Regions from separate parts of the Mus musculus genome. Here regions 1, 3, 4, 5, 6 and 7 are each linked to region 2. A link is a loop called in an ENCODE intact Hi-C map of the cell type or tissue named here. Cell type or tissue: left cerebral cortex. All regions are shown on one strand. Region 1 holds the start of Wsb2 (WD repeat and SOCS box-containing 2). Region 2 holds the start of Suds3 (suppressor of defective silencing 3 homolog (S. cerevisiae)). Region 3 overlaps Ksr2 (kinase suppressor of ras 2). Region 4 holds the start of Pebp1 (phosphatidylethanolamine binding protein 1). Region 5 has its middle 6.2 kb from the start of Gm52828. Region 6 overlaps Taok3 (TAO kinase 3). Region 7 overlaps Taok3 (TAO kinase 3).

Region 1 (4,000 bases), 240 kb after region 2:
GGTGGTGACAGGACACTACCAGGGGATTACAGAGCCCATGAGAAAGTCCAAAGCCAAGGAACAACTACAGGAACTACTTAAAACCCCTTTTCTCCTACCCTGGCTCCAAGTTAAATCCACCCGACACAAACAGGACCAGGACCCGAGGCACTAGCATCTGAGGACACGAAGAGGGAAATCTCGGGGTGTGTGGGGGTTAACCTTGACCTCCTCTCCCCTTAGTTCCTCCCCCTTGGCTTTCCCAGCATCCCTCCCGCTGGGGCCGTTGTCAAGGCCAGCATTTCAGCTCCCGCTGGGATCCCCAGTTCCCTGCCCCCCAGCCAGCATCATGACCCGGGCAGCTTCCCTGAGCCTCGAGCGAGCGAGCAGTCCCTTAGGTTTCTCCACGACACCCCCAGCCCTTGCCCGCCCCACCCCCATCTCTACTCGCTCCAATTTTAGGTTTCCACTTTGGATGCTCTCGGAGACCCCCAACCCCATCCTGCCCGGGGCTCCCCTGCCCCCTTCTCTGTCTGCTCTGCCCAGTGTTCCCCCCCACCTCGGGTCCCCTTAGCCCCGCTTCCTCCGGGCTCCGCGTCCCTTTAGTCCGGCGTTCCCTCCCCCCCCCCGCTCCCCGCCCCCCGCCTCCCGCCTCCGTCCCCACAGCTCGGCGTCCCCCTCGAAGCTCCGCGTCCCGCGCCCGCCGCCCACTCCGCCTCCGCCCCCGCATCCCCAGCGTTTCCCCTGCGAGCTCTCCGCCCCGGCCCCGGCCCCGCCCCCGCCGGCCGCCATGTGACGGGAAGCAGCTGATGGCCTCTGCGGGCGGCAGCGGCGGCGGCATTGGCGGCGGTGGTGGCGGCGGCGGGCGCGGCCGCGGCGGGGCGGGCGCGGAATGAAGGCCCACGGCCCTGGGGGCTGAGGCGCCCGCCGCCTGGGGCGGGCCGCGCGTCCTCATGGAGGCCGGAGGTGAGTGCGGCCGCGGCGGGGCGGCGACCGAGGCGGGGAGGGCAGCTTTGTTTCACTTTCGCTGTCAGCTGCGGCAGCCGGCCTCCTGCCACCGCGGGGACCGGCCGCCGTCCCTGAGCGAGCCCACTGGACTGGGATGGCTCCAGAGTCCCCGGGTCGCCTGCGCCATGGCCGGGCTTCTGGCCTCAGCGCCCATCGCGGCTCGGTAGTAGCTGCGGCCGCTGGGTGGGTGCCTGGGAACGGGGTGGGGCCCCGGACACTGCCCCGGGGTGACACGTAGGTCCCGACACCCTAGTGGGTGAGGTCCACAGCTGTCACCACGAAAGCTCAAAGTGAGAGCACGGGATGAACTTGCTGGCCGCCTGGAAAAGCGCAGAGATGCTAGGGATGGCTAGACCTGCAGCCCCTCGGGGCTTCTCCCTGGAGGGCTCTTGTCCCAGCGTCCTGATCACGGAATAGTAGCGTGGGTTGGGGACCTGGGGGAGGGGGCTGTCGCCACACTCCAGGGTCCCCAAATACCGGAGCTGAAAGACAGATTCCGTAGGGGGATTTTAAGAGTCAAGGCCTAGGGCTCAGACTTGTTCCGGTGAAGTTGAAGCTTCACCCAGGTCTGGAGGACTCGGATGCACCAGAGGGCTGGCAGGGCCGGATGGGGTTGTTGGAAAGGCAGGTGTTCCCTGGGGTGGTGTCCCCTTTGCATTTAGGAAATGACATTTCTTTGTTTGCAGGAGCCAGGCTTTCAGGGAAAGGTGTCGCGGCAGCTCCTCTCCCGGGTTTCCATCTAGATTAAAACCTTTCAGTATCTTCCCTATAGAATTCTGTTTAAATGGCCCCTACTGTTTTCTTCTGTGACTCTTTTTATAGCTTCCGTTTTCGTTTCCATTGATGCCTCAAAGTTGTATCTCAAAGCAATCTGTGACCAGACCACCTCCCCCCCCCCACACACACACTTTTTTTTTAAACCGGAATCTTTTCCAGTGCAGAGTTTTTCCCTAGTGATTGACGTCTGTGTGGTAGGCGGTGGGCAGAGCTGTTGGGAGCTACCAAGCTACTGTTAAAAAGGCCAGACACTAGGCCAGAGTTTTACTCTCTTTTCAAACTGAATAATGTCTATTGTAAAAGGATTACAGTAGAAAACAGTAGAACGGTGGTTACAATTAATTTATTCATTCAACAAATATTTATTATCTGGTATGTGCCGGGCACCCTCTGGGTCCTTGCTGGCCCAGAGTAATATAATAGCAATATGTAATTTAAACGTAGACACATTAAAAAAAGGCAACAGTTGAAATTAAAAAGGATAACGTATCTAAAATATTTCAAGTTTAATTTATGCCATGAAACAAAAATTATAGGAATGTTTTGGAGACGGAAGAATTTTTCTGTGTGGGCGTTTTAACTGCCAGTTTGTCTGCACCACGTGCTGCGTGCAGTGCCTGAGGGGGCCAGAAGAGGGCGTCGGAGCCTTTGTACCAAGTTACAAAGAGTTGTGAGCCTCCAGGTGGTTCTGGGGATGGAACAGCAAAGCGGCTCCTATGCAGCTGTAACAGCTGAGCCATCGTTACCGCTAAGGCTTTACAGTGTGGTGTGTGCTTTATAATTTTTAAAAACTATTCTTAGATTTACTTTTTTATATTTTATGTGTGTGTTTTGCCTGCATGGATGTCTGCACAATGCATGCACCTGGTGCCTGCAGAGGCCAGAAGAAGGCATCAGATCCCTCGAAACAGGAGTTACAGACAATTGTGAGCTACCATTTGGGTACTGGAAATCCAGCGCAGGTTCCTCTGCTAGAGTAACGAGTGCTTTTAACTGCTGAGCCATCTCTCCAGTTCCATGTATTATATTCTTAAAGATTGATTTGTTTATTTCATGCATGTGAGTACACTCTAGCTGTCTTCAGACACACCAGAAGAGGACATCCAATCCCATTACAGATGGTTGTGAGCCACCATGTGGGTGGGTGCTGGGAATTGAACTCAGGACCTCCGGAAGAGCAGTCAGTGCTCTTAACCACTGAGCCATCTCTCCAGCCCCGTATTATAGTCTTAATAGACTTCCACAGTTCAGGGGTTCAGTAACTGCTTATGGCTGGTGACTAGTGACAGACAGGCAAGGTGGTTTGAGGAGGAAATAGACCCCAGATGCATGCTAACCACAAACTCAACCCAGAATTCCCTAGTGTAAAGAAAGCTAAATGACTAAAGCTAAAGGACAGCGACTTAGTCACCCTGCTGAGTTAGCAATGTCACCAAGAAGGTGACATGGACACAGAGCGCTGATTATTATGATGGAGCAGCCAGTCAAAACTCTCCAAGCTGGCCTGGAGAGACCAGAGTTCAGCCATTAAAAGCTAGGCTCACAGCCAAAAAATATGAGAGTTTGGTTCCCAGCACCCACGGCTGGGCAGTCTCTCCAGCCACCAAAACCAACCAACCATCCAAACAAATCTCTCCAAGCTGACAGCTCAGCCTAGCAATGCAAAGATCCCTCGGCAGGAGGAAGGATTACCAAGCTTGCTGCCAGCCATGCTCCTGCCTCCACCTCTGTTAAAGGGGCTTTCCTTGTGTGGAAGAGGCTTTGATAATCCTCCTCCCGTTCTGCCTGTTGTACACATCCCTTGTTTAGTTGGGAAACCTGGAAGGGTTAGGGAAATGTCGGTCAAAGGTTACAGAATCTCCTTTAGCTAGGACAGTGACTACAGTTAATAACAGTTAGGTACTTGGAAACTGCTGACAGGTTTTTAAGAGAGTCCTCCCCGAGAAAAATGCGGAGAATGTGAAGGGGTGCGTACGCTCATTAGCTTAATTGAGCCCTCCTCTCCCTGTATGTTGGCTTTCCCACTTATCCGTACGTCACGTGGTGTCCAGAAAGTATGCGGGGCGTATTAATTTACCAAAGTCCTGACCCAGCCGCGGCGGGCCATGCAGGTACTGTCTCAGATGAAGCTGGATCCTCCCAGTTCTGCTTGGTTTGTTTGGAAGTGCTGTACGAATTACAGTTTTGTTTTCCAGTTGCCAAGTTTAGTTTGGGCCCAGACTCCAGGAGACTGGTG
Region 2 (4,000 bases):
TAGCTTGTTCTCCAACCTGTCTCCGTAAAACTGCCCCCGTAAAACTGCCCCAGTAAAACCGCCTCCTTCTTCTTCTCTGTGCTGCTCTCTTAAATACCCTTTTCCCTCTCATCTCCTGAGAGTTGATTATATCCCATTCTGTCAAATCTGCCTCTGATCCATCACCTTGCTGACACTCAATTAGACATCACTTTCAAACAGGGGTTTCCTAATACAAACTAACTTTACCTTGATTGTTTGGGATTAAAAATATATGTACTAAGGGCATGTCTGCATTCCAGCCAGAGGGATTAAAGGTGTGTGTTAAGGCTGAGCAACACCCCAAGTAAAAACAGTTTTGTTTTGTTTTGTTTTTTTCAATAAATAACACGGTCTCGGGGTTCACAGTGTGATCAAATATCCTGCGACATATAGACAGTCGTGAGCCACTCCAACCTGGACCCTCAGAAAAATCAGTGTTCTAAACTGCTTAATTTAAACTGGTCTTAAGCAAAGATCTGGATCCAATGGCCTGAGTGAAGAGGGTCAATTTTGTCTTCGCTGTACCCCCTCGTGGTCATTAAAAGAAGTGCACCTTTCACATTGAAAAATCCCTAGTTAAACCTTGATTTTGTTTTTGTTTTGTTTTGTTTTGTTTTTTAACCATAGTTAAAACAAACGCACTCAGTTCCTATAACTTGCTCTGCGTGCACTGAGGCCGGAGCAGACCCAAGTCCTCACAAAGCCGCCTCCTTTCCTTCGGTGGAAGGAACTTTCACGGAAGCCCTGTCTAGAGCCAGCTAGCTATGTTACTACGCATTTGAGAGACTTAAGATCCTGCCCGCAGTTGGGGGTAGCTTTTGGCTTTTTACAGCCCGACTCTATGCCTGAATACTGTCCACTCCGCCCATACAAAGACCTCCCCTTGCCCCTTCTGCTTCTAGCTTCTCCCCCACCTAGCCAGCTCCTTCCTCAATAATCCCTCTGGGTGTCCCTCACACCCGCCAAAAGGTAAATAAACAAGGTCCCGGATCGAGACCTGAGGCTGGAGGAGCGATCACGCAAATGCAGACTACTCGGACCTGAAAACAAATCCCAACCTCCCCTTTCGCCCACTTCGCCGTGGCAGGACACGATTCCATTGAACCCCTCCCAACCTAGGAGATGAGGACTCCAAGCTACCACGCAGGAGGTGGGTAAACAAGACAGCTTTAAGGTCACAAAGCTGGGGGCGGGGGAGAGGTGCCGGCCAAAGGAAGACTTATCGCCTGTCCCATTCCGGCTCCCCAAGCGGAGCTAGGGGCATTAAAACAGTGGGAGGAGAGAAGCTGGGAGCGAGAAAGCCAGGGCGAGCATTGCTCCGACCCGAGTGCGGAAATGAGAGACGCTGGGCTGGGGACCCCTGGCTCGCAAGAGCTCTGGCGACCTCTGACCACCCGCACCCGGGCCCCGTCCCCACACCCGCACCTTCGTCGGACTCTCGGCCCCGGCAGCTGCGCTCGTCGTCCTCGGCGCTCTCCAACTCCTCCTCGTCCTCCGGGTAGTACTCCGGGGCGGCCGGCGCTGCAGCCGGAGCCGGCGCCGGAGCCAGCAGCCCCGCGGCGCTCATGTCGCCGCCTCGGGGCCGCGGCGGAGCCGGTCCCGCGGAGATCGCGGCCGCCTGGCTGCGTCCCCGGAGCCCCGCAACCTCGCGCGGTTCCGAGCCGCGGGCACCGGGACTCCCCTCGGCTCCGAGCTCCGCCCCCCACCCCGCACCCCGGCGCCCGCGCTGGGCAACGGGGGCCTCGCGCAGCCGGCTACTTCCGGGTCGTGGGCTGCTCGGTGACAGCCTGATCAGGCCGTCCTCGAGACGGTAGGTGAGACGCCGGGGCTCCACGGTTTCTGACACGGCGGCCGCGGCGGCGTCACTGTCTTAAGAATCCGCGATCGGCCACGGCGGAAGGGGCGGAGGCGGGAGTCTCTGGAGTCAGGCATATCCAGGGGCAGCCGCGCCAGCAGTCAGGACCCCGGAGTTGGAGGTGGCACTTCTGGCAGTGGCCACCAGGCGGCGCCTGGAGTCAAAACTAAAGTGTGGATGGACTCGACCTGATGGGCGGAGGCTTTGCAGAGCCCTGGATAGGTAGCATGGTCTCTGATTCATGCAGGTGAATGGCACGAACGGTTCCCGCGGTGGGCTTGGACGCCTGGCCAGCCAGAGTGTGTGGGATACAGAAAATGTTGTGCGTGGTTGCTCCCCTGCCTTAATGGGGGCTTTATTAAAAATTATGGTAAAGGCAAGTTGTTGCCATTTCATCCACCGGTCAGGTGAAAGTGTGTCCCTAGGCCTTGCCAGTACTTTCTTTTGAGTAGATTTACTGGGTAAGCTGTTCTACCGGTTTTACAAATGATCAAAAGAGTTGTCATTCTTTCTCCTTTCAAGAAAAGAAAAAAGAAAAAACGGTGGCGTCAGTCTAGCATCCCAGATCCACAGCTGTCCACAGGATAACTTCCTTGTGCTTCCCCAAACATAATTTTTAAGGTATTTTAGCCTAAAACAGTAATTTAATAACCTGCTAATTTTTACTTGAGTAAATAGGGCATTTCCCTCCAGGAACTACATTGGCTTAAATTCAGAAGCCAACGCTGAGCAAAGTGACCTTTAGTCCCAGGACTAGGGAGGCAGAGGCAGGCTGAGTTCAAGGCCAGCCTGGTCTGCAATTCGTGTTTCAGAACAGCCATGGATACACAGAGAAACCCTGTCTTAAAAACAAAAAAAAACAAACCAAGCCATGAAACTGAATCTCTCCATGTGTTAATCTGTGTAGCCCTGTGAAACATAGTGTTACAGTTTTGCTTAGAAGAGGAGGAAGAGGAGGAAAGGGAAGAGGTGGAGGAGGAAGAGGAAGAAGGTGGAGAGGAGGAGGAGGAGGAGGAGGAATAGGAGGAATCATCTCAGCACTTGGGAGGCAGAGGCAGGTGGATTTCTGAGTTTGAGGCCAGCCTGGTCTACAGAGTGAGTTCCAGGACAGCCAGGGTTACACCGAGAAACCCTGTCTCGAAAAACAAAAAACAAAAAGAAGAAGAAGAAGGAGGAGGAGGAGAAGCAGAAGCAGTAGCAGCAGCAGCAAAAACCTATGGTCTCTGCCTAGTGGCTCACAACAATAATCCCAGGTGCTCAGAAAGACAAATGCAAGAGGACAGAGCAACATCAAGGCTTGCCTGGATTTCACAATGAGTTCAAGGCCAGCCAGTTTAATGAGACCTTGTTTGAAAGCAAAATTAAAAAGGATGGGCCATGTATGCCTGTGGCTGGGTAGGGCACTTGTTCGGCATGCTGGAGACCCTAGCTTCACTCCCTAATTGGAGAGACAGAGAAGATGTGTCCAGAGGAACCCTATTCAGTTAACTCAGATCTGCAGAAAACAGAACAAGCATTAAGGCCCGGCAGATGGGAACACAGCAGAAAGCGGGGTGGAACCCGGGGACAGTATTCTGTTTCTCACAGCCTCTGTGATCAAATGCATTTCCAAATGGGCCCCCAGAGAGACTTCTAAAAATGAGAACATTCGTTCTGGGTCGCATTTCTTTTGACATTTCCTATTTGCTACCTTGTTTTAATTAAATCTTGGCTCTCTTTGTAAGAAAGAGTTCCTCTCTGCAGAAATGCAAGAATGTCCAGAATGCAAAGCTGGGACGGCTTTTCCAGCAGCTCGGGATCTGAAGCCCCTTCTCGACAAGAGTCCTTCTTCAAGCCCAGCCTCAGCAGAGGTTCTCGGAGCTGTCTCTTCTCCAGAGGATGAGGTCAGCTTCCTGCGTGTGCTTGTTCTCTCTCTCTCTCTCTCTCTCTCTCTCTCTCTCTCTCTCTCTCTCTCTCTGTGTGTGTGTGTGTGTGTGTGTGTGTGTGTGTGTGTGTGTGTGTGTAAACTGTTGGAACACATGTAGACTATTTGTAATCCAGCACACTGTGGGATCGCAGCTCCCAATACTATTAAAGAAGCAACAAATTAACAGGCATCATTTTTTGAACTCAGAATCCATTGAT
Region 3 (4,000 bases), 380 kb after region 2:
TTCAAACTCATGAATGCACGACTCTATATTACATTATAAGCATAACCATATTATGGCATCAGGCTGTTATAACATAAACGTTAATATTATAATAACATTGATGCTGGGGAATGTAGCTCAGTGGGTAGAGCACTTGCCTGGCCTGCATGAAGCCCTGGGTTCCATCCCCAGCACAGCACAAATGACATGAGGCGTTGCCACATCTGTATGTCTAAGCATACAGGAGGATCCAGAGTTCAGCATCACCCTCGGCTACATAGTGAGTTTGAGGCCAGCCTGGGCTACACAAGACCTGTCTCCAAAACATATAAAGAGTGTAATAATGTTCCTGGAAGAAATACCGGGGAACTGAGTGTCTATACTGTGAACCTTTGGCTCTTTGTAATGTTCCTTAACAGTAAGAGGAAAGATAGAGACAAAGTTGGCGCTGGAGATATGGCTTTGTGGTTAAGGGCAGATTGCCTGTATCCAATTCCCAGAATTTATATTGACCTGTTTACCTCTAGCTCCAGAGCTCTCTTCTGGACTCCATGGGGTGGGGTGGGAGGGAGGGAGAGAGAGAGAGAGAGAGAGAGAGAGAGAGAGAGAGAGAGAGAGAGAGAGAGGATGGAGGAGAGGGAGAGGGAGAGAAAGAGAGATGGCTGTCAGCTATCCTCAGCACAAATCAGTGGGCAATGGGATGTTCTACATCCCTTGACTGCCCCTGACTGACTGCACCCTGGGGTCCCCCATGCCTTGGGCTCCAGTCAGGGCAGAAGACCCAGGGTTCTCCTCAGCAAGGACCTCGCCTCTAGATGCAATAGACCCGGTTGTTTGAAACCTTCTCAGTCAGACAGTTCTCTCTCCTGTCAGCTGGCCCCTCGTGCAGGGGTGTTATGACAATGGTCGCCCTGGCAACCGCAGGATGGCCTTAGGCTTCTGGGTGCAGTGATTTCATTACCCAGGCGGGTTTGACAGCCTTAGAGCCTTGGCTACACGGCCAGGGATCCCGCCAGTCCTGCCCAGGCTGTACTTTGAGAAAGAACTCAGGGTTTTATTTCTGGAGGTCTGGTGGCCATTTCCAGCGATGTGCGTTTTGTCTAAATGCCAGGGAACACGGGCAGAAAACCCGCACCGGCTGATGGGGGTGTGGTGGTGGGGAGGTGTAACCATGGAAACCAGTAAACAAGATCATCCGTGATAAGGACGTGGGGGTGTGCGTGCGTAACTGGGTGGGCCTAATTTGGAAGGGAGAGCTCTGCAGGGTGGGAGGGTCACATCGCTGCTAGGATTGCCTCCAGATGATAGGAGCGACAAGTGCAAAGTCAGATCCTGTGGTTTCAGGCAGTTCGAGGCTGCAGGAATGGACTGTTCAAGGGCTGCCTGCATGCTAGCTGTATGACGTTGTCCCACACGTACCTCGGGGCGTGAAATGAGCCCCACATGTACCTCGGGGCGTGAAATCGGGGCGTGAAATGAGCCCCAGCCCAGGCTGGCTGGGAAGTTCACACAGGCTTGGAGGATCCAGGGCAACCCCTCTTCAGTGTTCCCCGCACCCTCCCTATTTTTCCAGACGCCTCTTTTTTTTTTAGCGAGATGTGACATGGCTTTGAGCAGGACCAAACCAAACGCCTGTGTATTTCCTACAGGTCTCTGTAGTTCGTCTTAGTTTAGGTACCGAGTGAAAAGTTTCCTGCTTAGGGATTTGAGACGCGGTTATTTTTAGAGCTGTCACATGTCTTGACTTTTAATTTTTTTTTTTTTTTTTTGGTGTGTGTGTTTATGCTGCTAAATTTACCATCGTGCTAATGCGGAATACAGTAATAAGGTGCGGGGGATGCTTGGTTTGGAGTCTGGGCCTGCAGACAATTTCCATTTGCTGTGTGAGGTGCCAGGCTTCCCTCTGGTGTGCAGATGGAGAATTGCACCCTAGGCTCCCTGCCTTGCTTGGAACTGCACCTGTGACCCTTGCAGGGCCTCAGAGAGTGTGCACCCTTGGACCAGCCTTGCTGTAATTTGAAGGTGGACCCTTTAAACTAATTTTTCCACATTAGCTCTGCGAGGACTTGAATTGAGGATGACCTAAAATTCAACTAGGCCACCAGGTAGGACGAGGCCACGGGGCGGGGCGAAGCCACCAAAGGTGTTTACCATGTGACTGTTTCAGTGGAGAAGCAAGGAGAGGACCCCAGAGAGAACATTAGATGTCCCAAGATCAGATCCTGGCCCTGCTTTGGTTGTGTGACTTTAGCGTGGGAGTCTAGCACCCCGGCCTTCATTTCCTCCTTTCTAATACACTTCCCATAATGTGACCCCTACATCAGCATGCCAACACATTCAAAAGAAGAAACATATAAGGAACCATTTAAAAATATAATTTAGCCGGGCAGTGGTGGTGCATGCCTTTGATCCCAGCACTTGGGAGGCAAAAGCAGGCGGATTTCTGAATTCGAGGCCAGCCTGGTCTACAGAGTGAGTTCCAGGACAGCCAGGGCTACACAGAGAAACCCTGTCTTGGAAAACCAATATATATATACTTTAGTGACGTTGAAGGATTTAATTATTATTACAGTGTTTTTCTATTGGTTACGTGGCTCAAAGCAAGGACCTCCTATACGCTGGCCATATGCTCTGCCACTGAGTTACACTTCGAATGCGAAAGGACTTAAAATTAGGAGCTGATGTTCACCCCAAGGGGACCTTACTGCTTTGCACACCCTCTACGGGGAAGATTTTTGTGCGGAGATTTCTGTGGGCAGTACTTCCGTAAAATACAACAAAAATGGCTCAGGAGAAAAGGAAACGGCCAGAGTAAGGCTGGCCTAGAAAACGGTCGGACTCGGCGGATACTTAAGGACTCTTGCCAGAGAGCTATGTGCCCCTAAATGCTCTCATCCCTGGGCTTCTCTGAAGGGAGCATCCAGGGGTGTGGTCTAAGAAGCTTTGCGCTTAAAACCAGCTCCCAGAACTGTGTGAGAAGGAAGGAGGAGGGGCCTTGCTGGCCTTAGCAAGCCCAACACTTGCGCTGTTACTGTTTTGTGCTAGTGGATTGTTGCTGGGTAAGAAGCCAGCGCTCGGCTGCCCGGGCTGACCCTTGGCTGTCCTCCCTTGGCTCTGACCACATGGCCTCTGACACGGTGGTTTGTGTTTGCAGTGTTGTCTTCCCACAGATGGATGGGGGTGATCAGCTCAGTTTTCTCCTTTCAGCCCACAGAATGGTACCCATATATTTAATTATGTGTGGGTCTCCCCACGGTGATTATTCTCATCTAGAAACCATGGGATTTCTGAAGCCTGTTAGCTTGTCTGCCAGGATGGAGAATCCCATGCTCAGTGAGTTAGACTTGGGTACTCGGGTTCAAGACTTGGGTGAAATTTGTTGGCCTTGAGCCTTGATGACCTTGGGCCAATGACGTAACTCTTCCGGGCTTCAGTATTTTTTTTTTTCATAAAGTGTGGAAGGTTTAAATAAATGATTGCTGGAAGGTGTCCATCAAAGGACCATAACTGACAGCCATGAGAGTGCCGTGTGTGACCGTAGTCTTGGGGAAGCAAGATTTTTAGGTAAATTTATTGTCATTAAACTGGGGCTGGAGAGATGGCCCAAGAGTTAAGGAAACTCACTGCATCTCAGTTCCCAGTGTCCGCATGTGGCTGCTTACAACCACCTGTAACTCCAGCTCCAGGAGATCTTATGCCCTCTTCTGGCTGCTTGAGGCTTCTGGATATAATGGATGCAGGCAAGCACATACATATAAATAAAATACATTAATACATCGAAAGAAGAAACTGACACTATCAAACCAGGCATCACTACACACATCTGTAATCCCCAAATTCAGGAGGCTGAAGCAGGAGGGTCAAGAGTTTAAGTCCAGCCAGGCAGTGGTGGCGCATGCCTTTAATCTCAGCACTTGGGAGGCAGAGGCAGGCAGATTTCTGAGTTCGAGGTCAGCCTGGTCTACAGAGTGAGTTCCAGGACAGCCAGGACTACACAGAGAAACCCTGTCTGGAAAAACCA
Region 4 (4,000 bases), 170 kb after region 2:
GGCTCAGAGAGCCCACAGAGCCCCCAGCAGCCCACTGCAAGCCTCCTGCAGCCCTTCCTGCCCTCTGTGCCCAGGACACTTGCCAGCCTGGCGACAGAGACCTTGTCTAGTATGAGGCCCTGGCTTTGATATTTCAAATCCACCACAAATCATTTACAGACCTAGCTCTCTCCGAGTCCCAGAAGTGGTTCTACAGAGGGCCTACCCAATCAGAACCAAAGTTCTGGCACCCACATCCTACAGGCTGACTGTCCCAGAAAAGACTTGCCTGAGGGGAAAAACAAGCAGGATTCTGCCGTCCTTACAGTAAGGCTTGGAAAGAACCCAGTGGTAGCCACCCCCGCCCTGCCTCATTCTCCCCCCCATCCCCCCCCCCCACACACACACACACAGCCTTTACTTACCTGTGCCACTGGGAGGCCCGGAGCCCACATAATCTGAGAGGACAGTGCCACTGCTAATGTCATTACCCTTCATGTTGACCACCAGGAAGTGGTGCCACTCCCTGCGGAGACAGAACACGAGGGGCTGTGAGCACCAGACACCTAGGACATTCTCAAGCTGGGCAATAACAGGCAGATGATACACTGGGAAGCCACAAGCAAGCATGAGGGCCTCACACCAAGAGACCCTGTTCCGGGGGGAGGGGGGCTGAGGTTGTGGCTCAGGGGGTCTCAGCCTGTGCTGCACGAGGCCCAGGACTTTCTCCCCACCACTACAAAATGACTGTAACCCCAGGAGGTCCACGCATCCCTGTCCAGCAGGGACTTCCGTGTCCGGATGATAGATAGCCTCTCCCCATCTTTTCCCCAACTGGCCTGAATTTGGGATCCTTCCTGCTGGGAGCATCGGGGTCTGTGAGGACCAGGGTGTAGAGTTTCCCAGGATCAAGGCCGTCCCATGAAATGCTGCTGGGCCTGTTCATAACCTGTAGGAAGGAACCAGTGTGGGGGTAAAAATCTAGAAATGCTCTCAAAACTCAACACTCTGCCACCTTATATTCCCAAAAGGTAAAACATGAGGGTTATTATTTTTATTCCTTTCTTTTACTACCGAGACAAAAAAAAAAATAGTTTATAGCAGTTTCACCCATGCAGATTAGTGGTAATTCCTAAGTATGGCCGCTACTAAAAGCCTGAAGCTTGGAGCTGGAGAGAATGCTGGGTTCCAAGAACTCTTGCAAAGGGTAGACATTTCCTGGCACTCCTGTGGGGGGGGGGTGGGGGGGTGCAACTCCAGCTCCAGGGGACCTGATGCCTCTTCTGACCTCCACAGCTCCCTGCTCTCTCACACACACAGCCACACACTCGCACATAATTAAAAACACAAAACCAATCTTAAAGAGCCAGGAGTCTAAAAAAAAATTTTAATTAAACAAAACAAAACCAGATGTGGTGCACGCCTTTAATCCCAGCACTGGAGAGGCAGAAGCAGGCAGATCTCTGTGAGTTCAAGGCCCGCCAGGGCCACAACTGAGTGAGACCCTACATGTAACACACACACCAAGCCAGCCTCGACAAACACTTGCCCACGTTATTAACAGAAAGTGGTGAGACAAGGAAGTCCGACGGTGGCAACGGGTCCTCCTCCACAACCTCACTGAGGGTCCCGAGCTACCTAACGCCTTTAAATATGGTGGCCAACGGTCCGCTTGGGGCCAGCTGAGGAGTAATCCGCCCTCGGAAAACGAGAGCGGCCAAGGACACGTACAAAGTTTGGGACAAGGGAGACCGGCCAGGGCTCCGAATGGAAACCTTCCAAGTCACCATCTCAAACCCTGCGCTCTAAATATATAAAGAGAACGGTTAGACCCAGTTTCTCTGAGCTTGGAACCGCTCTTGAGCGTCAGCATCCCACCCCCACCGCCACCCCCAGGAGCAACACAGGTTAATGAGAAAGCGCTGGCCCCGGAATCATTAATAAAGTGCGGGCTGCTCCCTGAGGAGGTGATTGCAAGCTCGGGACATTAGAAGGTTACAGAAGAGGCTTTCGGCTGTCGGGTGACGCTCCCGTCCGGTATACAAAGGCTGAGCTCGAGGCCTGCTCCGCCCCGCTGTCCCCCGGTCTCCCCGGCGGCGGGCCCACACCGTACCTGGGTGGGCGTTAGCACTTTGCCCAGCTCGTCCACCGTCACCCCGGCGTAGTCGACCCGCAGGGCGTGCTGGGGCGGCTCGTCCACCTCCTGCAAGCACAAGGGCCCGGCCCACTGGCTGATGTCGGCGGCCATGGCGATGGAGAGTTGGAAGGCACGCGCACGCCGAGTCCCGAGCGCTGTTAACGTAAAGCGCTTGCGCAGTTGACTGCCGCCCCGGGACCAACCGCAGGTCGGGTCACGCCCCTTCGCTCTCTGATTGGCTGAGCCGGAGCTGGGCGGTCCGAGCGCCAGGGTCACTGCGAAACTTCGCGGGTTGTGCCTGCAGGCCAGTGCGTGCATGGCTGTGGTGCAGATTAATGTTGCGGCTTCTCCTTTGCATTTGAAGGACTCTCTGCCCCATTTCGCAGTTCCCGGAGATAAGGCCATGCTTTCTCCCTAGCACTTCTTCAAACGAGCCAGGTTTCTTCCCTGCGTTATCTTTTGTTGTTGTTTTAAAAGTTCTTTAAATGCCAACGAAATTCAACCTCCCGGGAATCAATCAGTGTGTTGGTTGGGCTTAACCGCGGAGTGCAGGTGACTCCATAGCAGCAGTTCTGCAAGTTCTGCACAGATGATGGCCTTCCATCGCCGCCTAAATGCCCACACCGGAAACTCTCATCATTTAACCTTCCAAATGTTGTGCCTGTAAATTTGGGCAGAATTGCACGCACATGGTTGAGAGGAATGGCTGGATCTTGGTTGAGGCTTCAATGACAACTCTGCCTCCTAAGAGTGAATGTTGATAGACTACAAGCCCCATCTTCACGGTGCCTTCAAGTAGCAACTGCTGAGATCCTGAAGGGCTGGAACAAGACCTTTTACAGACAGTGTGACTTTACAAGACAAAGTGGAATTCAGGTTGCCAGTCGTTAGCTTCAGAATGTGGGTATCTCCTGGGGGGTTCCCAGATCATCCTAGGGGTCCTGAAAGAGATATTGAAAGTGTGATTGACAGGACCAGACTGAGGGTAAGCAAAGCTGGACCGGCCATCGCCAACTTTGCAGTTAGATACCAGCAGCCTCCCAAGACTGGAAGTAGTCAGAAATGTATGAAACTAGGTTTTTACAGTGTGGTAGCTAATAGAATACTCTACCCTTCAGGGACGATATGATCCCGGATTTGTTTGTTTGCTGGTTTGGGGTGTTGTTGTTATTGTTATTGTTGAGACAGGGTTTCTCTGTAGGCTTGGCTGTCCTGGAATTCGCTCTGTTGACCAGGCTGGTCTCCAACTCAGAGCTCTGTCTGCCTCTGCATCCTGAGTGCAGGGGTTAAAGACCTGTGCCACCACACCCAGCTCTCACTGATTTTTTTCACTTATTTATTAATTATATGTGGGGGGTTGGGGGAAGATACTGGACATGCCTGCAACAGGTCCAAGTATAGAGGTCAGAGAAAAAATGTGAGAGTCCACGTCTCCTTCTGTTGTACCACGTGGTGCCAGGGATGGACCTCAGGACTCTTGTAAGCTCCAGGAAACCCACTCAGATCTACATCTCATGGATCAAATGGACTCCATCCAGAAAGTACCCCTGTCAATCAATAGCCGAAGTTCCCCACCTGTTGAGTATTCTAAAGGGTGGGATTCCTCCCCAGGTCCCTAATTTTGGGATTCCCCTCCCCTAGCCACCAAGAACATGGGCCTAAGTGTTTCAAACTTCGAACCTCTATAACTTTGTTTTCCCAGGTATTTGTTACAGGGTTGAGAATCTGACTAAAACAAAAATACTGGGGGCTGCTGAGATGGCTCAGCAGGTAAGAGCACTGATTGCTCTTCTAAAGGTCCTGAGTTCAACCGCCCATGATGAGATCTGACGACCTCTTCTGGTGCATCTGAAGACAACTACAGCGTACTTATGTATAATAATA
Region 5 (4,000 bases), 190 kb after region 2:
AGTCCACTGTGGGCGGTGCTATCCCTAGGCCATGGGCCTAGGCAAAGCTAATACGCAGGCAACAGAGTTCCTTGGCCTTCTGCTTTAGTTTCCTTCCTTGGCTTCTCTCAATGATGGCCATCAAAGCATAAGCTGGAAAAAATCCATTCCGCCTCCATTTGTGACGTCATAATGGTCACCATAGCAACCAAAGAAAACTAGAACACTTTCCTTTTTGTGTGTTGTTTTTGTTTTGAAAGTGGTTAATTAGCTTGTATTGCCCTGAAATTCCTGATCCTCCTGCCTCAACCTCCCAAGAGCTGGGGGGCAGGGAGGGGGGAGGGTCGTATGATGTAACATGTCCCACTGAAACACATTTATAATTCCAGTTTAGACCTGCAAGGACTGGTTTTTGTTTCTTTGTTGTTTCCGGTGTGTTTTTTAAGCTCCTTGAAATAATTGTTGTAAGTATATCTTTTTGTTGTTGTTGTTTTTTTACTTTTTAAACAACCTTATTATGTGTGTGTCTGAAGGGGGCGCAGTCTGACCTTCTGAAGCTGGAGTTACAGGCGATAAGGAGTTACAGGCAGTTCTGAGCTGCCGGATGTGAATACAGAGAACCAAACTCCAGTCCTCTGGAAGAGCATCACCTGCTCTTAACCAGGGAAACCTGTCTTGCCAGGTGAATTTATTTTATCACAGTCTTACAAATGCTATTAAGGTGCAACCGGTATGTAGCTCTTTAGAAATTGTTAATTTGTTTTCTGATGGTTTTGCTTGTTTGTTTATTTGTTTCATTTTTTTTCCCACATGGTTTCTCAGTGTAGTTCTGGCTGGCCTGGAGCTCACTCTGTAGACCTTGAATTTAGGGTTTCACTTATCTTTGCTTCCTGAGTGGCATGGATTTTAAAGGCATGTGACACCAAACGTAACCTTTAAATTGTTATTTTGAAACGGCCTTGCAATGTAGCACAGGCTGGCCTCAAATTTGGACTCCTCCTGCTTCAGTCTCCTCCTGCCTTGGCCTCCTGAGAATCTGGAGTTACAGGGGTCACCAGCACTCCAGCCCTGATAGCTTTGACAAGTTAAATACAAGAAAGAAAGAAAGAAAGAAAGAAAGAAAGAAAGAAAGAAAGAGAGAGAGAGAGAGAGAGAGAGAGAGAGAGAGAGAAAGAGAGAAAGAGAGAAAGAGAGAGAAAGAAAGAGGAACAGAGGAAGAGAAAGAAAGAAAGGGAAGGAAAGAAAAGAAAAGAAGGAAAGGAAGAAAGAGAAAAAGGAGGGAGAGAGGGAGGAAAGGAGGGGGAGGAGAGGGAGGGGAGGGGGAGGAGGGAGGGTAGAGGGTGGGCAGTCAATACCAGAATGCTAAGCACAAGATACCAGAGAGTAAGACTGTTTCTGGGAATGGGAGACCCAACAGTAACAAGCAACAAGATGTGGTTCCGTTTCTTTGTGCACAGTGTTTATATCTTTTCAATAGTTAACCAAAGATCTATAAGACACAATAAGATGAGTGCCTGAGCTGAAGAGGTGGTTCAGCAGTTAAGAGCATTGTCTGTTCTTCTAGAGGTCCTGAGTTCAATTGCCAGCACCCATGTGGTGTCCCACAACCATCTGTAATGTTATCTGATGCCCTCTTCTGGCATGCAGGTGTACATGCAGATAAGCACTCATTTACATAAAAATAAATCTGAAAAAGGAAGGAAGAAAGAAAGAAAGAGAGGGAGGGAAGAGAAAGAGAGAGGGGAAGGAAGAAAGGAAAGAAGGGAGAGAGAAGAGAAAGAGAAGAAGAAAAAAAAAAACCCGAACAATCAAAAAACAGCCCTGCCAGATGGCTCAGCAATTAAAAGCTTGTACTGGTTCCCAGCCCCTCAACTCCCTGTAACTACCAGCTCAGAGGGATCAGACCACAGACCACACCTCTGGACTCTGTAGGCACTTATACACACACACACACACACACCACTTAAATATTAAAAAAAAAAAATTAAACAAAACCAAACTAAAAATTCGTTATTCGTTGGGGAAATACAGGACCCCAGCGATTTTGTTTTATAAACAGATGTGAGGCTGTGACAGCTTGGGAGTTTATTTCCCCTCTCTGTGCTTTCGTTTCTTCACCTGTAAAATGGGGATCAAATGAGTGGCATTTAAGATAGGTGCCGTTGTGCCCAGTAAAAGAAAATTCTACCTTCTTGCCCCTGTCGGTTTCTCTGTTACTGTAACAGAAGACACCACGGCTTATAATGTAGAAGAAGCACATTTGGCTCACAGTACTGATGCTTGACCAGTCCATGAGCATGGGTCAGCTTCCAGAGGTTTCCATTTCCTATCACACCTCTCAAAGCTGGAGGTGGAGGGAAGGGGGAGAGGAGGGCTGGGGCTGGGGCTCAGCCACTAGAGGGCGCTGCCTGACACTGCAGGAACTGCATCTGGAGCTGCAGCCATTCCAGCACAGAAGGGAGTAAGAAGATCGGAAGTTCAACGTCACCCCTACTATATAGCCAGTTCAAGCCAGCTTGAGACATATGCCCGGCAGGAAACAGGACGAATAGAGTGGGAAGGAACGCGTGCACACAGGAATAGACTCACCTCGTATCAACCTAGCCTCAAGCTGACTAACTCTACCTAGACTCTGATTAATCTAGTGACATAAGCCCCTCCTACTAAAACAACACCGGAGCCGGGCGAGGAGGCACTCGGGAGGCAGAGGCAGGCAGATTTGTGAGTTCGAGGCCAGCCTGGTCTACAAAGTGAGCAGACAGCCAGGGCTAAACAGAGAAACCCTGTCTCGAAAAACCAAAAAACCAAAAAACAAACAAACGGGAATAAAGGCTTCAGGGAACTTGGGAAGATACACCCAAACTCTAGCGTGTGCTATGAGGGATGTGGGAGCTGGGGCTAACATCAGGACGCTTCCTCTGTAGGTTCCAACTTTGTGCACCGTCACTCCCCTGAAAACAGGGTTTGCTGTTAAGAGGCTGGTCCGGTCAGCCAGATAGCTTATGGGGTTCCTAAAATCACATAAAAAAATGAATGAAAATATGAGAGTAGTATTTTTTTTAGTAATTTTTATTCTATGTACACTGGTGTTTTGACTGCACGTATATCTGTGTCAGAGGGTTAGATCCCTGAACCGGTGCTGGGAATTGAACCTGGGACCTCTGGAAGGACAGCCGGTGTTCTTAACTGTTAAGCCATCTCTCCATACACACTTTTGTTTTGGTTTTGGTGTTTTTGGTTTTTGAAGACAGGGTTTCTCTGTGTAGCCCTGGATGTCCTGGAATTCACTCTGTAGACCAGGCTGGCCTTGAACTCAGAAATCTGCCTGCCTCTGCCTCCCAAGTGCTGGGACTAAAGGCATGCGCCACCACTGCCCAGCTAATCCACCTCTTTTTTTTTGGTTTTTCGAGACAGGGTTTCTCTGTATAGCCCTAGCTCTCCTAGAACTCACTTTGTAGACCAGGCTGGCCTGGAACTCAGAAATTTGCCTGCCTCTGCCTCCGGAGTGTTGGGATTAAAGGCATGCGCCACCACGTCCGGCTAATCCACCTCTTTTAAGATTTATTTTTATGTGCATAAGAGTTTTGCTTGGTGTACATCTATGAAGGCGTCAGATGCCCTCAAACTGGAGTTATAGAGTGTGGGGAATTGAACCCTCAGCCTCTGGAAGATCAGGCAGTGCTCTTAACCACTGAGCCAACTCTCTAGCCCCAAGCATAATATGATTTTTGTTTGTCTGGTCTGGGTTTGTTTTTAGATTTCTCTGTGTGTGGTTTTGTTTTTGTTTATTTATAAGACAGGGGTCTCAGTGTAATTCTAGTTGACCTAGAACTCATTCTGTAGACCAGGCTGGTCTAGTCTAGAACTCACAGAGATCCTCCTGCCTCTGCCTCCTAAGTGTTCATATTAAATTATCTTTTAAAAGATTTTTGTCAATGTAAATGAAGAAAATACCTAATTAAAAAAAAAAATGTTGTCACCGGGCATGGTGGCGCACGCCCAGTCCTCTGTGGTTCTGGAG
Region 6 (4,000 bases), 160 kb after region 2:
TATACACACAAAGCATCTTGGGGCCGGGGAGATGGCTCAGCAGGCACATGGCTTGCTGTCAGTGCATGAGGACCTCCTTTCAGATCTCTAGTCCCCACATGAAAGCTAGCGTAGAGCTGGACAGGATGTGGATAGCACACCCTGTAGCCCTAAGTACAGGGAAGTGGAGACAGGAGGATCCCAGGGGACTCTCTGGATAGCCAGTCTAGCTGAAACCCAAGATCCAAGTTCAGTAGCACCCTGTCTCAGAACACAGGGCGAATACGGACTGAGGAGGACAGCAGTGTGGCTCTCAGGGCTCCATGCACTTGCATACGCGCGCAGGCGTGTGTGTGTGTGTGTGTGTGTGTGTGTGTGTGGGGTGTGGTGTGTGGTGTGTGTGGTGTGTGTGTGTGTGGTGTGTGTGTGGTGTGTGTGTGTGTGTGTGTGTGTGTGTGTGTGTGTGTGTGTGTGTGTGTGTGTGTGTGTGGTGTGTGTAGGGGGTGGAGGGGGGATTCCTCGTGGCTGTGGGCCGGGCATCAGCACTGAGAGCCACTTGTGTGCTTGTGCAGATTGAAGAGGAGCTGGCTGCCCTGCAGAAGGAACGCAGTGAGAGGATCAAGACTCTCCTGGAGAGACAAGAGCGAGAGACCGAGACTTTTGACATGGAGAGCCTCAGAATGGGCTTTGGGAATTTGGTGACATTAGATTTTCCTAAGGAGGACTATAGATGAGATTAAATTTTTTTGCCATTTACAAAAAAAAAATGAAAAAAAGAAAACAAAAAAATTCAGACCCTGCGAAACTACATTCCCCATCTTAACGGGCGCTGCTCTCTCTCTCTCTCTCTCTCTCTCTCTCTCTCTCTCTCTTTCTTTCTCTCTTCCTCCCTCTCTCTCCTCCCCCTTATCTCCCTCCCTCTCTCTGCCCCTCTCTCTCCCTCCCTGCCTCCTCCCTCTCTCTACCCCTCCCTCTCTCTCTCCCCTCACCTCTCTCTCTCCCTCTCTCTCTCTCCCTGACACCGTGTCGCACTAGTGCCTGTTGATTCTTACTCCATCAGGGGCCCTTTCCTCCCCCCCATGTCAACTTTCAGTGCTGGCCGAGACCCGGCCGCCCCTGCCGTCCACCACCTGCATTGCGGTGCCGGCGACGACGCGGTTCCGGATGTCCTGCTGAAAACCTTGGAGGTGGTTTTAGGGTCTGTCAACCAACAAACGGCGATGGAACACAGATGGATGTTGCTTTGAGCAATCCCTCGTTGTCACCAACCAGTGAAAGTAAAGCAAAAAAAAGAGAAAATACCTAAAGAAACCTAAATAAACAATACATGCCAAGGGGGAGAGAGACACAAAATCCGCAGCCTTACACCTTAACCAGCTGCTGCATAACTTTATTTTATTTTATTTTTTTGGTATTTATTCATCAGGAATTAAAAAAAAAACAAAGTTTTATTAAAGATTGAAAATTTGATACATTTTACAGGAACTAATTGTGATGTACATACGAAGTGGTAACATATTATTACTATTTTGGGGCCGGGGTGGGTGGGAGGGGTGAAGAGATCTTGTGGTTTTTAAGAACCTGCCGGCAAGAGTTTGCCTTGCCGTCAGCCTGGTCTACTGTATCCCAGCATCCTCTGCGGTTGCAGATGGTGCGAGGACACTTAAAGGAGCTCACAGAATCCCAGTAGCACAAAATTGGGCTTTGGCAAATCATGTATTTTGTGTATAGAGGGAATCTAAGGAGAGGAATTGCTTATTTTCATATTGTATTTTAACTGTTTCTCTGATCAGAATTTTTTTACTTCCTCCTCCTGTTCCTCCCCTGCCCCCCACGCCCACTCCCCACTCCAGTCTCTGGAGTTCAATGTCTTCTCTGCCAATCATCTCTGTTTATTTCTCCTTCCCTTCCCCACGCCCCCTATCTGTGGTCATAAATATTGCATTATCCATCCTTTCAAACTGTGTATTTTCTTACAATAAAAAATGATGACGAGAAAAAGGCTCCGCTCCTTTTGCATGCACTTAAAAAAAGAAAACATTTTTCAGGTCCCAAGGAAGAGCATGATTAACTGTCAGGGCTTTTAATTATATTTGTAAATAAAAGTGTTCGTCACATCGCCTGGCTGTGTTCTTGTAGCAGGATTTCCCTTCCAGGTCCCTCTGGGGATGACTCTGGGGGCTGGCTGGGCCCTCCTGGATCCCTGCTCAGGGCCTTGGCTGCTGCTCCTCCCAGAAGGATGCTGAGGGAAAAGCCCAGTCTTCCAGTTTCTTCTCCTGGACCGAGATGGAGGAGCGCTGTTTGATGTGCTCCGAGAGACGGGCCCAGCCTGGGTGCCCCTAGCCGTAGAAGCAGGAGCCACACACACCCTGCAGAGGCTCCCGTGGTCTCAGGCAAGAGGACTGGAGCCCACGAAGGAAAGCAGGCCATGGAAGAAGCATGGGCCACTCCCACTGGAAGCTGTCCTGGGATAGCCCAGACTCCATCCCTTCCTGGTTCCTCTCACTGGAAGTAACTATAGAGAAAAATTGCACTTCCGGGATATGGTTTTAGGGTCAGGACAATCTCATACCTGTAACCTTAGCTCTGCCAGCCAGGCATATTGAAAATTGGATCTTGCTTTTTTTTTTTTTTTTTTTTTTGTCATTATTGTCTCTTTCTTTTTCTCTCCTTCTTTCTTCTCTGGGTTTTGTTTTCCTTCCCCTCTGCCCCGCTCCCCAGAACTCACAATATAGACCAGGCTAGCCTCCAACTCACAGAAATTCTTCTACCTCCACCCCACCCCAACCTCCCCCAAAGGACTGGGATTAAAGGCCGGTGTCCGTCACACCTAGCGCAGTTTTGTGTTTTCCTACTGACCTGAGAGCTGGGCCGCTTCGACCTGCTTAGCCAGGCTGAGGTCACATGAAGTCATGCTAATAAGTAAGCTCTCTGTCACTGAGTGGGCCCCAGCCCCCATCACTGCTTTTTGAATTCGGACCTGAGGACCATCCTTGGATCCTGTGGAAGGGTGAGTTACCAAATACAAACGTAACCCGTCGGTCTCACTGTGACAAACTGACGACATACTAAATCCAACTACGATAAAATTACAAGTAGTTATTACCGTGGGTTAACTCCTCCATAGAGCCTATGGTAACAGCCGCCCAACCTCCCAGGCCACTGAGCCCCTTTATCTCTTTGGTCAGCATATTGAAAGTAACATTGGAGGAGCCAGGAGTGGTGGCACAGAGCCTTTAATCCCAGAGCTAGGGAGAACGAGATCTCGGTGAGTTCGAAGCCAGCCTGGTCTACAGAGAAACCCTGTTTCGAAAAACCAAAGAAACCAACTGTGATAGGGATGCTAAACTATTAGCTCTCCACAACTGACAGCTTCTGGGGAGAGGGGGATGTGGCATGGGAAGTACTCAGTTACATTTAAGGGGGGGTGGAGGTCACAAGGGTGAAGTGACTGACACGGACGGACTGGGACGTGAATGTGATCGGGGTGCATTATGTGAAATTCCCAGAGAATCAATAAAAATATTACCTTGAAGAAAAAGAATTTATTCTAAACCCAGGCAGTGGTGGTACACACCTCTAATTTCAGCACTCGGGAGATGGCAGAGGCAGAGGCAGGAGGCAGGAGGCAGGAGGCAGGAGGCAGAGGCAGAGGCAGAGGCAGAGGCAGAGGCAGAGGCAGAGGCAGAGGCAGAGGCAGGCAGATCTCTGAGTTTGAGGCCAGCCTGGTCTACAGCGTGAGTTCCAAGACAGCCAGGGCTACACTGAGAAACCCTGTCTTGAAAGAAAAAAAAAAAAAATCTTTAAACCCATGAGGCAATAGATACCATGTATATAATCCCCTTCTCCTCAGCCTCTCTGTGAGGGGTGTAAGGGGGAGCTAGCTGCTGGGAGGATGGGATGTGTGTCCTGCACCAAAGGCCTGGCACAGTCTCCCACACCTTTGTGTAGTTGTGTGGGAAGGGAACTGGGATGGCCTAGAGAGACAGCAGAAGTACCTGTGAGTGCAGGAGCACGGCTC
Region 7 (4,000 bases), 120 kb after region 2:
CACATACATTGATAGATAAATGTCAATTTTAAAAAGAAAAAACGGTAAAAGAAAGACTTACATTATTGATTTAACTGTTGTATTTAAGTTAAAAGTTAGGGCCTGTCTTTGAACTAAGTGCTAAAGTCGTATCTTAGCTTTTTTCTCCCTGAGTCAGGGCTCACACTCAGGTGTGCACCATTAGTTGTTTAGTTGTTTTTCCTTCTTTTCTCTCTTCTTTCTTTCTTTCTTTCTTTCTTTCTTTCTTTCTTTCTTTCTTTCTTTCTTTCTTTCTTCCTTCCTTCCTTCCTTCCTTCCTTCCTTCCTTCCTTCCTTCCTTTCTTTCTTTTTTTCAAGACAGGTTTTCTCTGTGTAACCCTGGCTGTCCTGGAACTCACTCTGTAGACCAGCCTGGCCTCAAACTCAGAGATCTGCCTGCCTCTGCCTCCCGAGTGCTGGGACTAAAGATCTGCACCATCAATGCAGGACTTGTGTGCAGCATTCTTAATGAATACCTTAGTGAGTTATTTAATGTGTAGACAAAATGAAGATGACGTCAGATTTTGGCTTTCTGGATGTATTCCAGTTTCCTTACGTTTAAACACATAGGTAACATCAGTGACTTTTAATTTGATGACCAGGGCCCTAAACTTAAAATATTCATAAGTTTCCTTGTTCGGTTTGAGTTTTGTTGTCTTTTCAGGCAGAGGTTTACTATATAGTCCAGGCTGGCCCAAAACTACCCTGCTGCCTCAGCCTCCTGAGAGTTGGGATTATAGGTGTATGTCACCACAGCCAAGGTTCTAGGTTCTATTTCATAGGGCGTGCATGCATGGCTTCTGTTTTGCTTTGTGATGTGAGCACTGTGGCTTTTGGTGCCCCTGGCTGCCTCTACAAATGAAATCACCACCACTTGAAATGTTACTGCTGATGCCACCTCTCCCAGGTCCCTCTCAGTGAGCCTCTTTGGTGACTCCCTCCGAGTCACCAAAATTGTGACTCGGAGCCCCAGACCTTATGTCTCTCTTACGATGCTGGCATTTAAAAGTCCCATCCCACCATCTAGTGATTGCCATATCCAGGGATCCATCCCATAATCAGCTTCCAAACGCTGACACCATTGCATACACTAGCAAGATTTTGCTGAAAGGACCCAGATATAGCTGTGTCTTGTGAGACTATGCCGGGGCCTAGCAAACACAGAAGTGGATGCTCACAGTCAGCTAGTGGATGGGTCACACGGCCCCCAATGGAGGAGCTAGAGAAAGTACCCAAGGAGCTAAGTGGAACTGCAACCCTATAGGTGGAACAACAATATGAACTAACCAGTACCCCGGAGCTCTTGTCTCTAGCTGCATATGTATCAAAAGATGGCCTAATCAGCCATCACTGGAAAGAGAGGCCCATTGGACTTACAAACTTTATATGCCCCAGTACAGGGGAACGCCAGGGCCAAAAAGGGGGAGTGGGAGGGTAGGGGATGGGGGGGTGAGTATGGGGGACTTTTGGGATAGCATTGGAAATGTAAACGAGGAAAATACCTAATTAAAAAAATAAATTAAAAAAAAAAAGTCCCATCCCTTTCTGAACCTGTCATGTAAGTGAGTCCGATTTTAGACATGGTAGTAGTAATTAATTAGTAAACACCTGACAATCAGAGGAAGGCCCAGTGAGGACCGCATGCCCGCCGCAGGGTCCCAGTCACGTGCTAAGCTCCTTTCCCTGTGCCACAAGGTCAGCTTTCCTGAGAAGTAATGCAGAAAACTTTAAAATGATCCTTTAAGCGTTTTTCAAAATACATATACTAAAGGGTGTTGTTGTTGTTGTTTAAAATTATTGGGAGAGGGAGAGACAGGCTCTCACTATGAGACCCACAACAATCTCGAACTTGCAACCTCTCTGACCTCCTTAGTGCTTCAGAGTGCAGGCATGTGTTTAGGGGGATGGTTATAGTCTTGCCCAGCTTGAGAATTGCATTGCTTTTCATTTCTTCATTATTATCTCGCATGCATACATGATGGAGGGCCACACACGTGCCACGGCACCCACAGTGTGCTTTTCCAGGTAGCCCATCTTTCTGGTCCAAGAAATGCATGTTTACCCCTAGCAATGTCTGGTCCCAGCTTGTGCAGTGGCAGCAATACTCCCTGCCTATGTCACCCACCCCCGGCCACCATGGAAGATAGCTCGTAGTCGCAGTGACTCAGGAATCAGATGTTCCATTTTATTTCATTTTAATTTGTTTAAGTTAAAATAGCCAGGGTTGGCTAGTAGCCAGCTCACCAGCCAGCACAGCTGTAAGCCTTCCCCTGAATCTGATGGCACAAAACCTACAACAAGTTTATTACAGAGCTCTCAGGCCTGCAAGATGGCTCCTGGGGAAAGGGGGCCTGCCACCAAGCCAGAGTTAGATCCCTGAAACCCACATGGTGCAGACGCTAAAGTTGTCTTCTGACCTCCACATGTGCGAGAGCATGCGAGCGCACTCGCGAGTACACACACACACACACACACACACACACACACACGCAAATGTGATTTTAAAATGTAAAGATCTTTTTCATTCTTTGAACTTCAATATAGAAATGGAAAGTCTAGACACAGGTGTGAAGACACACCTCCCTCCATATCAAAACACTTAGATTTACAAAAGGAAACAGCGTTGTGATGGATGTAATCTCGGATGGCGGCTTTCACATCAAAACCTGGTTATAATGTTTCATTTCCCTCAAAAAATCAACACATTTTGATATTTTTTAATTTATAGATAAATGATATAATTTTGTATTTTCTGAATCTCTTTGGCCCTTGTTTTATAATGAAAGGGCAATTATATGTTTGGGGGGGGGTTGTTGTTTTTTTTTTTTTTAATTTTCAGGTACTCCTGGAGAAAATGCAAACAAATGGTTTCTCCTAAAACCCTGGGGGATAAAAAATTGATTTCTCCTTCCCCATCTGAGCATGTGCTATTTAAAAATCCCCCACCACTGAACATGGTTTTGAGCTACAAATTGCCAGAGTATTGGTGGGGGTGGGAGTTGGGGAGGGGGCATTGTGTTAATTTTCTGAAGGGTTGGCACTGCCGACACAGTGACCATCTCGTTCTGTACAGAGGGGGCATGGCCCTCTAAAAACATCGTTCCTTTAGAAGGCGTCTCAGCTGCATTTAAGGAACACGCATCATCATCCATCCAGGGCATGTTATTTTTTTTCCCACGGGGCGTTTGAATGTTATTAATCATCTTTGGTCATCAAGAAAGCACAGGACTCGATTAAATCAGTCAAGGACATTAAATCCCAGCCTCGCTCAGTCTGCTGGCATACCGACACTGAGTTGAGGAACCATTTGCCCAAGTATCATTTGGTTTGGAATTGTACGCCTGTCTCTTTAAATCTAAAAAAAAAAAAAAAAATCCTTTCAGAAGCTGTAGAGAGAAGGTGCTAGAACTGTGTACGATCATGACTGGAAAGCAGGATCCCTCAGTGACTGCCGAATCTTCCCAGCACAAGACAGAGAGGCGGCTCGCCACAAGCTTCCCCTGATCCCCCCACCCCACCCCCCCAGAAGAAGGATGACCCCACCGACCAGCTCACAAATCCAATTCAATTGACAACGCAGCTCTTTCAAGGGAATGAGGCGGAGGCTCGCTTTTATGTTAAAAGCCACCAGCATCCTCCCCGCCAGACATGGACATGACATTTTTAAAGGAATTATCTGGTCACCGCGTTTTAAGCAGACGGCTCTGAGGCGTCCGTCCGCGCCAGTCTCTCTCCTCTTCCTCTTTGCTTTTGCATATATGTAATTCCGGAGGTAAAGGGGGGAAGAAGCCTGCCGGGGAGTCAGAAGGCATCCTACTAGCGATCAGCTGACACTCCTAACTGAAGGCTGCAATGTGTCGCTTATTCGTTTTATACCGTGGGAGCTGCGGGGACTAGCAGAGAGCTGAACTATGCATTTCAAACAGCGGTGCTTGTTCAGAAAGAGGGGTGAGAGAGAGGCAGCCGGCGAGGAAAGAGCGCA

The links. A loop is a pair of places that touch in the nucleus more often than their neighbours do. Peaks named below come from ENCODE experiments on the same cell type or tissue, not always from the same donor. Only the 100,000 strongest peaks of a DNase experiment are listed, where the experiment ranks them.
Region 1: it touches region 2 in a loop (2.8-fold over the local background); 5 of 42 quality-filtered maps call a loop at or near these places.
Region 3: a loop joins it to region 2, with 6 times the contacts of the local background. A loop is called at or near these places in 14 of 42 quality-filtered maps.
Region 4: it touches region 2 in a loop (4-fold over the local background); 30 of 42 quality-filtered maps call a loop at or near these places.
Region 5: it touches region 2 in a loop (4-fold over the local background); 15 of 42 quality-filtered maps call a loop at or near these places.
Region 6: a loop joins it to region 2, with 4 times the contacts of the local background. A loop is called at or near these places in 30 of 42 quality-filtered maps.
Region 7: a loop joins it to region 2, with 5 times the contacts of the local background. A loop is called at or near these places in 6 of 42 quality-filtered maps.

The regions. Positions count from the first base shown.
Region 1 is chr5:117,356,529-117,360,528 of GRCm38, forward strand. Wsb2 (WD repeat and SOCS box-containing 2) reads left to right here and starts at 777. Exons shown (of 9, transcript NM_021539.5): 1 at 777-945. The coding sequence starts at 933. It overlaps Gm42012 (a long non-coding RNA gene), which reads right to left and starts at 332. Exons shown (of 2, transcript XR_878716.2): 1 at 99-332. In left cerebral cortex, a CTCF peak has its summit at 2,388 (motif pointing right); DNase peaks (open chromatin) are centred at 248, 766, 1,585, 1,917 and 1 more place; H3K4me3 peaks cover 2,741 bases; H3K27ac peaks cover 2,509 bases.
Region 2 is chr5:117,114,226-117,118,225 of GRCm38, forward strand. It overlaps Suds3 (suppressor of defective silencing 3 homolog (S. cerevisiae)), which reads right to left and starts at 1,768. Exons shown (of 12, transcript NM_178622.5): 1 at 1,447-1,768. The coding sequence starts at 1,588. In left cerebral cortex, CTCF peaks have their summits at 557 (motif pointing left) and 2,014 (motif pointing right); DNase peaks (open chromatin) are centred at 797, 1,249, 1,489 and 2,006; H3K4me3 peaks cover 1,941 bases; H3K27ac peaks cover 1,669 bases.
Region 3 is chr5:117,492,291-117,496,290 of GRCm38, forward strand. All of the region lies in intron 1 of Ksr2 (kinase suppressor of ras 2), which reads left to right. Among named protein-coding and RNA genes, the nearest start is that of Gm42013, 10 kb to the left of the region's middle. In left cerebral cortex, CTCF peaks have their summits at 1,893 (motif pointing left) and 3,685 (motif pointing left); DNase peaks (open chromatin) are centred at 1,173, 1,857 and 2,968; H3K4me3 peaks cover 719 bases; H3K27ac peaks cover 985 bases.
Region 4 is chr5:117,285,317-117,289,316 of GRCm38, forward strand. It overlaps Pebp1 (phosphatidylethanolamine binding protein 1), which reads right to left and starts at 2,248. Exons shown (of 4, transcript NM_018858.2): 1 at 2,093-2,248; 2 at 819-928; 3 at 405-505. The coding sequence starts at 2,227. In left cerebral cortex, a CTCF peak has its summit at 2,396; DNase peaks (open chromatin) are centred at 1,823 and 2,322; H3K4me3 peaks cover 1,904 bases; H3K27ac peaks cover 815 bases.
Region 5 is chr5:117,305,424-117,309,423 of GRCm38, forward strand. No RefSeq gene overlaps it. Among named protein-coding and RNA genes, the nearest start is that of Gm52828, 6.2 kb to the right of the region's middle. In left cerebral cortex, CTCF peaks have their summits at 1,602 (motif pointing left) and 2,401 (motif pointing right); a DNase peak (open chromatin) is centred at 2,395.
Region 6 is chr5:117,273,122-117,277,121 of GRCm38, forward strand. It overlaps Taok3 (TAO kinase 3), which reads left to right. Exons shown (of 21, transcript NM_001199685.1): 21 at 552-1,980. The coding sequence ends at 713. Among named protein-coding and RNA genes, the nearest start is that of Pebp1, 12 kb to the right of the region's middle. In left cerebral cortex, a CTCF peak has its summit at 1,891; DNase peaks (open chromatin) are centred at 1,672 and 1,848; H3K27ac peaks cover 23 bases.
Region 7 is chr5:117,237,060-117,241,059 of GRCm38, forward strand. All of the region lies in intron 13 of Taok3 (TAO kinase 3), which reads left to right. Among named protein-coding and RNA genes, the nearest start is that of Pebp1, 49 kb to the right of the region's middle. In left cerebral cortex, no CTCF peak of the experiment used is centred here; DNase peaks (open chromatin) are centred at 2,270, 3,408 and 3,895; H3K4me3 peaks cover 1,173 bases; H3K27ac peaks cover 1,215 bases.